2 separate regions of the Homo sapiens genome follow, and region 1 is linked to region 2. The links are chromatin contacts, found by Hi-C or POLR2A ChIA-PET in ENCODE. All regions are on one chromosome and are shown on one strand. Each heading gives the region's core, a stretch centred on a gene start or an enhancer-like site at or near the end of the contact. The rest is flanking DNA. Distances are from core to core; before and after follow the strand shown. Region 1 holds the start of SPATA32 (spermatogenesis associated 32). Region 2 holds the start of NMT1 (N-myristoyltransferase 1).

Region 1 (4,914 bases), core at 2,251-4,750, 200 kb after region 2:
TCTATTAGGGATTCAAGTGATATTCTGCAGTATATGAAATAATTGAAATAATTTTTTTTGAGGCAGGGTCTCACTCTGTCACCCACGCTGGAGTGTAGTGGTGTGATCTCGGCTCACTGTAACCTCCGCCTCCTGAGATCAAGCGATTCTCCTGACTCAGCCTCCTGAGCAGCTGGGATTATAGGCATGCGCCACGACGCCCAGCTCACTTTTTGTATTTTTAGTAGAGATGGGGTTTCACCATTTTGGCCAGGCTGATCTCAAACTCCTGGCCTCAAATGATCTGCCTGCCTCGGCCTCCCAAAGTGCTGGGATTACAGGCATGAGCCACCGTGCCTGGCCGAAATAATTTCAATTTCCAGTGGTTTGTTGCTAGTATACAGAAATATATCCATCTTTTGTATCCTGCAACTATACTAAAATCTTATTTGTTCTCATAGCTTTTTTTTTCTTTTAGATTCTATCGGATTTTCTACATAGACAATAATGTGTGTGAGTCAAGACACTTTTACTTCTTCCCTCCCAATCTGGTTCCTCTTATTTTCTTTACTTGCCTAATTGCACTGGGGACAATCTCCATACAATGTTGAGTAGGAGTGCGTGTGTACATCCTCGCTTCGTTCTGAGCTTAGGGGAAAGTGTTTAGCCTTTCACCATTAAGGATGATGCTAGCTGTAGGTTTCTTCATGATGCCTTTCATTAGCTTGGGCATCTTTGTGAAGTTTCGTCTCTTAGATTGCTTAGTTTTAATTAGGAATGGATGCTGGATTTTGCCTAATGCTTTTTCTGCATTTATTGAGATGATCATATGGTTTTTCTTTAATATGATATTATATATGTTATACATAACATACGTTATAATACATTAACATATGAGTAATGTTATATTATTTGAGTGATAATTCTTTTATATTTTTATATTCTGTTTATGGTAAAATACATTGTTTTTTTTGAGACAGGGTCTCACTCTGTTGCCCAGGCTGGAGTTCAGTGGCGCAATTTCAGCAACCTCAACCTCCCTGTCTCAAGTGATCCTTCCACCTCACCTCTGGAGTAGCTGGGACTACACGTGTTCACCACCACCCCCAGCTAATTTTTGTATTTTTTGTAGAGATGGGTCTTGTTATATTGCCCAGGCTGGTCTTGAACTCCTGGGCTCAAGCTATCCACCTGCCGTGGCCTCCCAAAGTGCTAGATTATAGGTGTGAGCTACCATGCCCAGCTATAAATTTATTTTTTAAAATGTTAAATCAGCCTTGCGTTACTGGGATAAACCTCATTTGGTTGTGATATATTACCCTTTTTCTATGTTGTTGAATCTGATTGGCTTTTTTTCAGAATTTTCACATGCATATTCATGAGGGATATCGGTGTATAATTTTCTTTTCTTGTAATGTCTTTGTTAGGTTTTGATAGGGAGGATGGCTTCGGCCCGGGAGGCAGACGTTGCAGTGAGCCGAGATGGTGCCATTGCACTCCAGCCTGGGTGACAGAGCAAGACTCTGTCTCAAAAAAAAAAAAAAAAGGAGATGAGGTCTCAGTATGTTGCCCAGGCTGGTCTCAAACTCCTGAGCTCAAGCGATCTTCCCATCTTGGCCTCCCAGAGTGTTGGGATTACAGGCGTGAGCCACCATGCCTGGCCTAATTTCTTACCTCAAATTCATATCTTGTATGTCCAGACTCTTAAGTGTGGCTGCCACGGTTCTGCCTGTCTGACCCCTGTCTCCCTTTCTAGTCTGTCATCTCTCCATACCCCACTCTCCTCGCCCTATTCATCCTTCATCCTTTCACCCAAATGAGAAACCTGGGTCATTTGTGACTCCTCCTCCCTCCGCAGCTACTGCCCTCCTACCCCTGATGCTGTCCTCATCTCCCAGTACCAGAGCCAGCACACACCCATGACTTCCTACCCTTTGGCACTTGGTGCTGAGTGCTTTGCACATTCAGTCTTCATACCTACCCTATGCCCAGTTGGCCACGGCTCTCCTCTCACAGATGAGGAAACGTGTATGAGGTCATGCAGCTATTAAGAGCAGCACACGACCCAAAGGCAGGTCTGGCTGGCTCCAAACTCTGGGATGCTACTCACTGCACTGTCTTAAATCTCTTTAGTCTTCCAGTGGGACCACTGCAACTATGTCCCCCTCCAACCTGGATTTTCAATGACCTCAGAGTGAGCCTGCTACATCTCACTTGTCTCCGGTTACCCCCAGACTCCATGTGGCCTCTTGGTCTGATCTCTACCTTCATTTTTCATCTCTTGGCATCCAGCTTCCTGTCCCTCACCCTAAGCCGAAGCTACCCCCAGAGTACCGCAGGCCTTTCTGCACCCAGTGCCTTTGCAAATGCTATTTCTTATACCTGGAAAGCCTTCTTCTGGCAAAGTCCTACTCATGCCTGAAAGCCCAATTCAAATAATCAGTGTAATCCTCTCCATGACAGACCTGGCTGTCTAATCTACGTTTTACCTTACAGGCGTGAGCCACTGCACCCGACCTCTGGTTTTTTTTTTTTTTTTTTTGACAGGGTCTTGCTCTGTGGCCCAGGCTGGAGTGGCAGCATCATAGCTCACTGCAACTCCTGGGCTCCAGTGAGCCTCCCAGCTCAGCCTCCCAAGTAGCTGGGACTACAGGCTCATGCCGCCACACCTGTCTAATTTTAAACATTTCCTGTAGAGGACAAAGTCTCGCTATGTTGCCTAGGCTGATCTTGAACTCCTGGCCTCATGTGATCCTCCCACCTCTGCCTCCCGAAGTGTTGGGATTGCAGGCGTTGAGCCATCATGCCCACCTAATTTTTGACCGTTTTTAATGCTGGCCCATGCCCTTCTGGGAGAGAGGATCCCCAAAAGAAAGCCACCATTTCAGTGGGGGATCTGACGCCCCTATGGGAAGGGGAGACACAGGGCACTGGGGGCAAACATCTTTGCTCATTGGTTCAGAGAAGAGTACAAGGCATCAACGAAGCGCTCCGTAAAAATGTGCTGAAGACTGCCGCTCCTCCCTGCAAAGCCTCAAGCATCAAGGAGGGACAACTGGATGTGATTTTTTGGATCTGCAGTTCAGGATAATTCATGAGTCGTTTCCTGTGCACAAGGCCATTGCTCCTTCTGTGGTCTCAGAACCCCTTCAAGAACCACTGACTCTGCAGTCCCTACTCCAAGGCGCGCATGCGTGTCCGTGAGAGCACATGGGTGTGCACCGCGCAGGGGCTGAGGCTGGGAGCCGTAGTCAGGGGCACCGGGTGGGCTTTGGCGGCGGGTCGACCTGCCTTTCAGGTGCCGGGGGTTTGGGAGCAGGGGAACGGGCCCTGGGCGGATTCCTGACCGCCCCCTTCGCGCCCCTCCCCCTCTCACTTTCGCTTTCCCCGCCTGCCCCAACCCTCGCCCCCGGGCGCTCGGCCGCTCCCACCTGTCACCCCCATGCAGACCGAGGCTCTGTCCTGGAGGCGGGGAGCGGGCTGGTGGATGCTGCCTCTCCGCCTCCAGTGTGCTCTTTGGCTGAGGGACTGGTGGGCGCTGGAAATATTAGAGGCGCCGGTGCCTGTGATGTCGCCGCCTCTGTGACGTCCCCGCCGCGACCCCACAGGCAGGGAGCCGCATTTAGGTTTCGGGCGGGCGGACGGGGGACGGCCCGAGTGAGGCGTCCTCCGAAGGCTGCGGGCCCGAAGCCAGAACTCCTTCCTCTCCGAAGACCTCGGGGGTGGGGCTCGCGCTTCCGCAGCGGGCCTAGAGCGAGAGGCAGGCGGCAGGTAAGCCTGGCTGTGCTGGACAGGACTTGCACCCGCTCTGCACGCCAGCGGCTCAGGGCTGCCGCCCTTTTCGTGGTCCCAGGGCCCTTCCAAGAACCGGCTAAACCAACCCAAGCCGCGCGCACACACACTTGTGCACACAGGGAGTGTGGAGCCAGATTCGATAAGGCACCCCGTGTGCCCCAGCTCCATGACCAAGGAACTCAGCACCCCGTGTGCCCCAGCTCCATGACCAAGGAACTCAGCACCCCGTGTGCCCCAGCTCCATGACCAAGGAACTCAGCCCACAAAGGCATCCCTGGCCCCATGCAGGGCTCAGGAGGCAGCGGAAAGGGTTAAGAGTCCAGGCCTCAAGGACAGGAGGGGAGGGTGGAGGGCCTGTGGTGTGCATCCGGCATCCCTGGATGGTCAGGGCCCAGAACCCATCCCTATTTCCCTTCTGGTGGTAGGGGGCTGCCTAACTTGGGCAGTGGCACAAAGCATGCAGGCTTTGTTGTCCTCCTCCTCCACCCCTCAGCCTGGCATATTTTGGCGAGGGACTTCCCTGATGCCACCGGGCAAGGTATCTTGCCTAACTGGTCTGAATGACTAGCCCAGCGTTGGGACTAGAAGCAGCCACTGGGAGGAGTGGTGGGAAAGCAGCCCCACTCAAGGGCTGAAACAGTCCTTGTCCAAAACAAGGGGGACTTGAAAAGATCTCAGCAAGAAGGCAAAGAGAGGCAGCTGTTAGGGTCGTGAGGTTCAGCAGGCCGGCAGGCAAGAGAGAGGACACCGATGGCCTGGAAACATTTGTCATCACCCCAAACTTTATTGCTTACAAAGAGTTCTCTACAACCCAGACTCTGCAGTACCAAGGCTGCAGTTCTTTATGTGCTGGGGGCCGGGGCTCTCTCCCCGGGAGCAGTCTGACTCAATGTGGACAGCTGGACAAAGGCTGTCTTGGCAAGATGTGGGAATGAGCTTCTCCCACGGAGTCTCGGCGTCCCCTGCCCCAGGAGGTTGAGGCTAGCAGACACCCCCTGACGATTCACAGCTGATTTAATGCTACGTGAGTCCTGAGTAGCTCCCCTGGGAGAAGAGGCTAAGCTGGGGCAATGGGGAAGGGGGTGCTATTCTTAGAGAAATCTGGAAGAGGTTTGAGGAGTCACATGCATGTGGACAGCT
Region 2 (5,284 bases), core at 2,651-5,150:
TCTCGGCTGGGCGCAGTGGCTCATGCCTGTAATCCCAGCACTTTGGGAGGCCGAGGCAGGCGGATTGCCTGAGCTCAGGAGTTGGAGACCAGCCTGGGCAACATGGTGAAACCCCGTCTCTACTAAAATACAAAAAATTAGCTGGGCATGGCGGTGTGTGCCTGTAATCCCAGCTACTCGGGAGGTTGAGGCAGGAGAACTGCTGGAATCCAGGAGGCAGAGGTTGCAGTGAGCCGAGATAGTGCCACTGCACTCCAGCCTGGGCAACAGAGTGCGACTCCATCTCAAAAAAAAAAAAAAAACAGTAATTCAGGCCAGGTGCAGTGTCTCACACCTGTAATCTCAGCACTTTGGGAGAGCGAGGTGGGCGGATCACCTGAGGTCAGGAGTTCGAGACCAGCCTGGCCAACGTGGTGAAACCCTGTCTCTACTAAAAGTACAAAAATTAGCTGGGCGTGGTGGCAGGCACCTGTAATCCCAGCTACTTGGGAGGCTGAGGCAGGAGAATCGCTTAAACCTGGAAGGCAGAGGTTGCAATGAGTCGAGATTGTGCCACTGCACTCCAACTTGGGTGACAGTGAGATTCCGTCTCAAAAAAAAAAAAAAAAAAAAAAAAGCCTGGGCGTGGTGGCTCACACCTGTAATTCCAGCACTTTGGGAGGCCAAGGCAGGTGGATTACCTGAGGTCAGGAGTTTAAGACCAGCCTGGCCAACGTGGTGAAACCCCATCTCTACTGTAAGTACAAAAATTAGCCAGGCATGGGGGTGCGCACCTGTAGTCCCAGCTACCGGGGAGGCTGAGGTGGCAGGATCACTTGAATCCAGGAGGCAGAGGTTGCAGCAAGCCGAGATTGCGCCATTGCACTCCAGCGTAGGCGACAGAGCGAGACAGTCTCAAAAATAATAATAAATAAAAATAACACACAAAATATCTTTTTATCTTTTATTTTATTATTGTAATCCCAAAGTGCTGGGATTACAGGCATGAGCCACCACGCCCAGCCTACTTTTTATTTTTTTTGAGACAGAGTCCCACTTTGTCACCCAGGCTGGAGTGCAGTGGCAGAATCTTGGCTTACTGCAACCTCCGCCTCCCAGGTTCAAAAGATTCTCGCGTCTCAGCCTCCCAAGTAGCTGGGATTATAGGCGCCCACCACTAAGCCCAGCTAATTTTTTTGTATTTTCAGTAGAGACGGGGTTTCGCCACGTTGGCCAGGCTGGTCTCGAACTCCTGACCTCAGGTGATCCACCCACCTCGGCTTCCCAAAGTGCTGGGATTACTGGCATAAGCCCCAGCGCCTGGCCTGGCTTTATTATTCTTCTTCTTACCTCTGACCCCCCCCTTCCCTGCAGCTGCAAATAGGGCAATCGCGTTGAACAGCAGTCTTAGACCCCGGAGAGTTGAGTGTGGTGACAGCTCTCAGACTGAGTGGGCATCTTTGACTGCCTTCCAAAGTCAAATATAAATGACTGAGGATTATCTGCTGCTTTGGATCATAATTACTTATGCTTATGCCATTGATATAAAAACAGAGTTGAGTTGGCCGGGCGCGGTGGCTCACGCCTGTAATCCCAGCACTTTGGGAGGCCGAGGCGGGCAGATCACGAGGTCAGGAGATCGAGCCCACCCTGGCTAACACGGTGAAACCCCGTCTCTACTAAAAATACAAAAAATTAGCCGGGTGAGGTGGCGGGCACCTGTAGTCCCAGCTACTTGGGAGGCTGAGGTAGGAGAATGGCGTGAACCCGGGAGGCAGAGCTTGCAGTGAGCCAAAATCGCGCCACTGCAATCCAGCCTGGGCGACAGAGCAAGAGAGCGAGACTCCGTCTCAGAAAAAAAAAAGAAAGAAAGAGTTGACTATATTTAGTTCTGTGTTTTATTTGTGTTTTCTTTCCCTGAGTCAGATGGGAACTGTTTCTTCCCGCCCTGCCATTCTTCCCATGTTGAGATCTTTCCCAAAGGCAAAGATCATTTCCCTTTTTGGCCATGGAGCACTCTGATGGTAAGAATTAGTCCTCTCATCACCCACCACACTCAACCCGAATAGGAAATTTCCAAGAATGGGAACCATGTCTTTGGGCACTTAGGCGAGATTACTCAATCAAAAGAGTGAGACTCAGGGACTGAAACATTCAATCAAGGTTAAAAACAGATTAAAATGTGGCAGTTACCTTTTTTCCCCTGATATAGAATACGCACTGGAGTCACAGTTACCTTTTAGTAACTGATTTCCTTGAGTGAATAGTGTATCAGAAAATGGGACTTTTATGGTGGCAAAGAATTCAGAGGGCCTGGGGCACACAGATCTGGATTTGTATACCGATTTGCCACTTAACCAGCTATGTGACTGTGCAATTTACCAACCTCTCAGGGCCACATTTTTTCATCTGTCAAAAAGGTCAATATGGCCAGGTACGGTGGCTCACACCTCTAATCCCAGCACTTTGGGAGGCCGAAATGGGCAGATCACGAGGTCAGGAGTTCGAGACCAGCCTGACCAACATGGTGAAACCCCGTCTCTACTAAAAATACAAAAATTAGCCAGGTGTGGTGGCGTGCGCCTTTAATCCCAGCTACTCAGGAGGCCGAGGCAAGAGAATCGCTTGAACCCAGGAGGCGAAGGTTGCAGTGAGCCGAGATCGCACCACTGCACTCCAGCCTGGGAGTCAGAGAGAGACTCCGTCTCAAAACAAAACAAAACAAAACAAAGGTTGAATAATAATAATAGGACCTATATTGTAGACTTGTTGAGAGGATTAAATGAGATAATGTACGAAATGCCTTACTACAGAGTCTGGCACTTATTAAAGAAAGAGTTGATGTGGGCTGGGTGCCGTGGCTCACGTCTGTAATCCCAGCACTTTGCGGGGTTGGGGTAGGAAGATCCTTAGAGGCCAGGAGTTCGAGACCAGCCTGGGCAACAAGGCGAGACCCTCGTCTCTACAAAAAATATATAAATTATCCGGGTGTGGTGGCTCATGCCTATAGTCCTAGGTACTTGGGAGGCTGAGGTGGGAGGATACCTTGATTGCAGTGAGCTGTGATCTTGAGCCATTGCGCTCCAGCCTGGGCGACAGAAGGCGGCCGTATTTAAAAAAGAAAAAAGAAAGAAAGAAAGAAAAGAAAAGAAAAAAAGGGTCGTTGTGGAAAATTCTTGTGGGGAATTAAAGGGACCACGTGTGCGCGAAAGAGCTTGGCGAAGATAAGTACCTGGAGGCCAAGATGAGGCGGCGAGCCCTGCCTCCCTAGCAGTGTGGTCTCCTGGCTTAGGGTCAGTGCTTCGCACAAAAAAATCCACTGCCTCTCATGAGACCTTGAACTGCCAATGACCGCAGGTTGCCCAGACTCCCGAGTGAGGAAGGCGGCCAGGAGTCAACTAGGCTTCTTGCGGAAAAGCCCACTCTAAGAAGGCCTGGGGCATTCCGGCTCCAGGCAGGTAGCACCCGCGGGCCTCAGGCCCTTTCACTTACCCGGGAAACGTAACGGTCCTTAACGGCAGCCAATAACGGCTCCCAGCGGCCCAGGCACTGGCAAGGGCAGGCTGAAATCAAACCTCGGATTTTGGAACCTCCACGCCTGAAACCCTAAACCAGCATCGAACTACAACTCCCATCATGCCAGGCGGCCGCCCGGTTCCCAAGGGTCGGTCCCACCAACCTTGCGCCCCTTCTTTCCTCAAAGCGTGGCCGAATGCCTAGGCTTCCGGGTATCAGTGGCCCCGCCTCTTAATCCGACCGGAGCCGTCCCTCGTGATTCCTGGGTATTGTAGTCAGTTTCCTGGGAAAGAGTCGCTCCTAGTGGCAGCTCGCTTCGCCAGAAAAACTACAAAACCCAGAATGCAGCGCAAATTCCCCTTGTCCAATAGGAACCCCCCATGTAGTGGGGCGCGGAGCCCTGCTCTCGCAACTCAAGATGGCGGACGAGAGTGAGACAGCAGTGAAGCCGCCGGCACCTCCGCTGCCGCAGATGATGGAAGGGAACGGGAACGGCCATGAGCACTGCAGCGATTGCGAGAATGAGGAGGACAACAGCTACAACCGGGGGTAACGAAATCCTCGGAGTCCAATTCCCGTCCAGCCTCCCACAACCTGGGTCTCTGGGGTGCGGGGAAGTCACCGGGAGCTTAGTCTAGCCCCACCCTCATGTTCTTATTGGCTAAGTCACTAGGATTCTGCCTGGCGATTGGTTATTGCCTTTGTCATTTACCAAGGGTGGGTGCTCTGGATATTAAGGGCCGGAGACGTTCAGTACTTTTATTATATAAAAGTTCTATGCAGTGTTCCACTCGTGTGCTTCAGGCCATTCCTGGGAAAAGAGCATGTTGGACGATGGTTTTCGATGGTACAACACAGGACAGTCTAGTAACAGTACAGTTCAAAGGGAACGTTACTTATAGACGTGTTGTTTGAACAACGTGACTAGCAATAAACGAATCATAAAACATTTCGCAGCAGTTCACCCTCAGTGAGGAAACTCATCAGACTATACAAACTGTATGTATAATTATATTGTAAAATATCACTACCAGAGAATCCCAAAATATAAACTCACCTTATAAACCTATGTAATTAACGGTATGGTAATGCTTTGATTTACATAGTTTCCATTGCTCCAAATAATCCATAAGTATCCTGAACGATATATTAATATAATTAAGTCTTCGAACATCTTTGCCTTGTTACCTTTGCAGAGCAGCCCCAGGCTTCAAGAAATGAGCGATGTTGTTTCTTGGAGAGTATTTGGAATCCTCGGGCTCCATACTGCCTATCCTGTACTTTAGGGTCTTGCCATTAGTTACTATTTGTTCCTAGGGATGAAGAAACACACCAGGCATTTGAATGTTGAATTCTTTTCCCAAATTAGTTTTTACTTCTGTAAGCCACAGCTTATTCATCTTTCTTCACATGGTTAGTGCCTGGCACTGGCACTCACGCTGTCTCTCCCCATCTTCCTGTCTATATTTGTAGATATATTTTTAAACTGAAAGTCGTGAGAGATTTTTGGGTGTATAACTTGCTGAGTCTGAGGTAGTCTGATTTTCGTAGCCAGCTTGTTATTCGCAGTATTGGTGGCAGTGCAGATATAAAGGTATAAAGACCAAGGACTGCGTAGAAGAGATGGTCCCACAAGATTATAGTACATATTTTTATTGTATCCTTTCTATGTTTAGGTATGCTTAGATACACAAATACTTACCATTGTATTATAGTTGCCTGCAGTACTCAGTAACATGCAGCAGCCTATTGCTCCTAGGCTACAAACCTGTATAGCATGTTACTGTAA

What was found. Hi-C counts contacts between places; a loop is a spot of excess contacts on that map. ChIA-PET counts read pairs that join two places held with the same protein, here RNA polymerase II (POLR2A). Pooled maps may share reads with other maps.
Region 1: a pooled map shows a loop between it and region 2 (2.5-fold over the local background). The contact joins the promoter of SPATA32 here to the promoter of NMT1 in region 2. A Hi-C loop is called at or near these places in 2 of 50 pooled maps. POLR2A ChIA-PET finds 5 or more read pairs at or near these places in 3 of 52 experiments (CD8-positive, alpha-beta memory T cell, activated CD4-positive, alpha-beta T cell and activated naive CD8-positive, alpha-beta T cell).

Annotation. Positions count from the first base shown.
Region 1 is chr17:45,258,594-45,263,507 of GRCh38, forward strand. SPATA32 (spermatogenesis associated 32) reads right to left here and starts at 3,501. Exons shown (of 5, transcript NM_152343.3): 1 at 3,411-3,501. The coding sequence starts at 3,423. MAP3K14 (mitogen-activated protein kinase kinase kinase 14) reads right to left here. Exons shown (of 16, transcript NM_003954.5): 16 at 4,526-4,914. All of the region lies in intron 2 of MAP3K14-AS1 (MAP3K14 antisense RNA 1), which reads left to right. RefSeq lists silencers at 3,145-3,264, 3,335-3,384 and enhancers at 3,333-3,938, 3,415-3,504, 3,939-4,542.
Region 2 is chr17:45,057,417-45,062,700 of GRCh38, forward strand. It overlaps NMT1 (N-myristoyltransferase 1), which reads left to right and starts at 3,901. Exons shown (of 12, transcript NM_021079.5): 1 at 3,901-4,044. The coding sequence starts at 3,914. It also overlaps a transcript of DCAKD not described here. RefSeq lists enhancers at 2,681-3,672, 3,532-3,711, 3,673-4,664, 3,812-4,171, 4,025-4,319 and 1 more.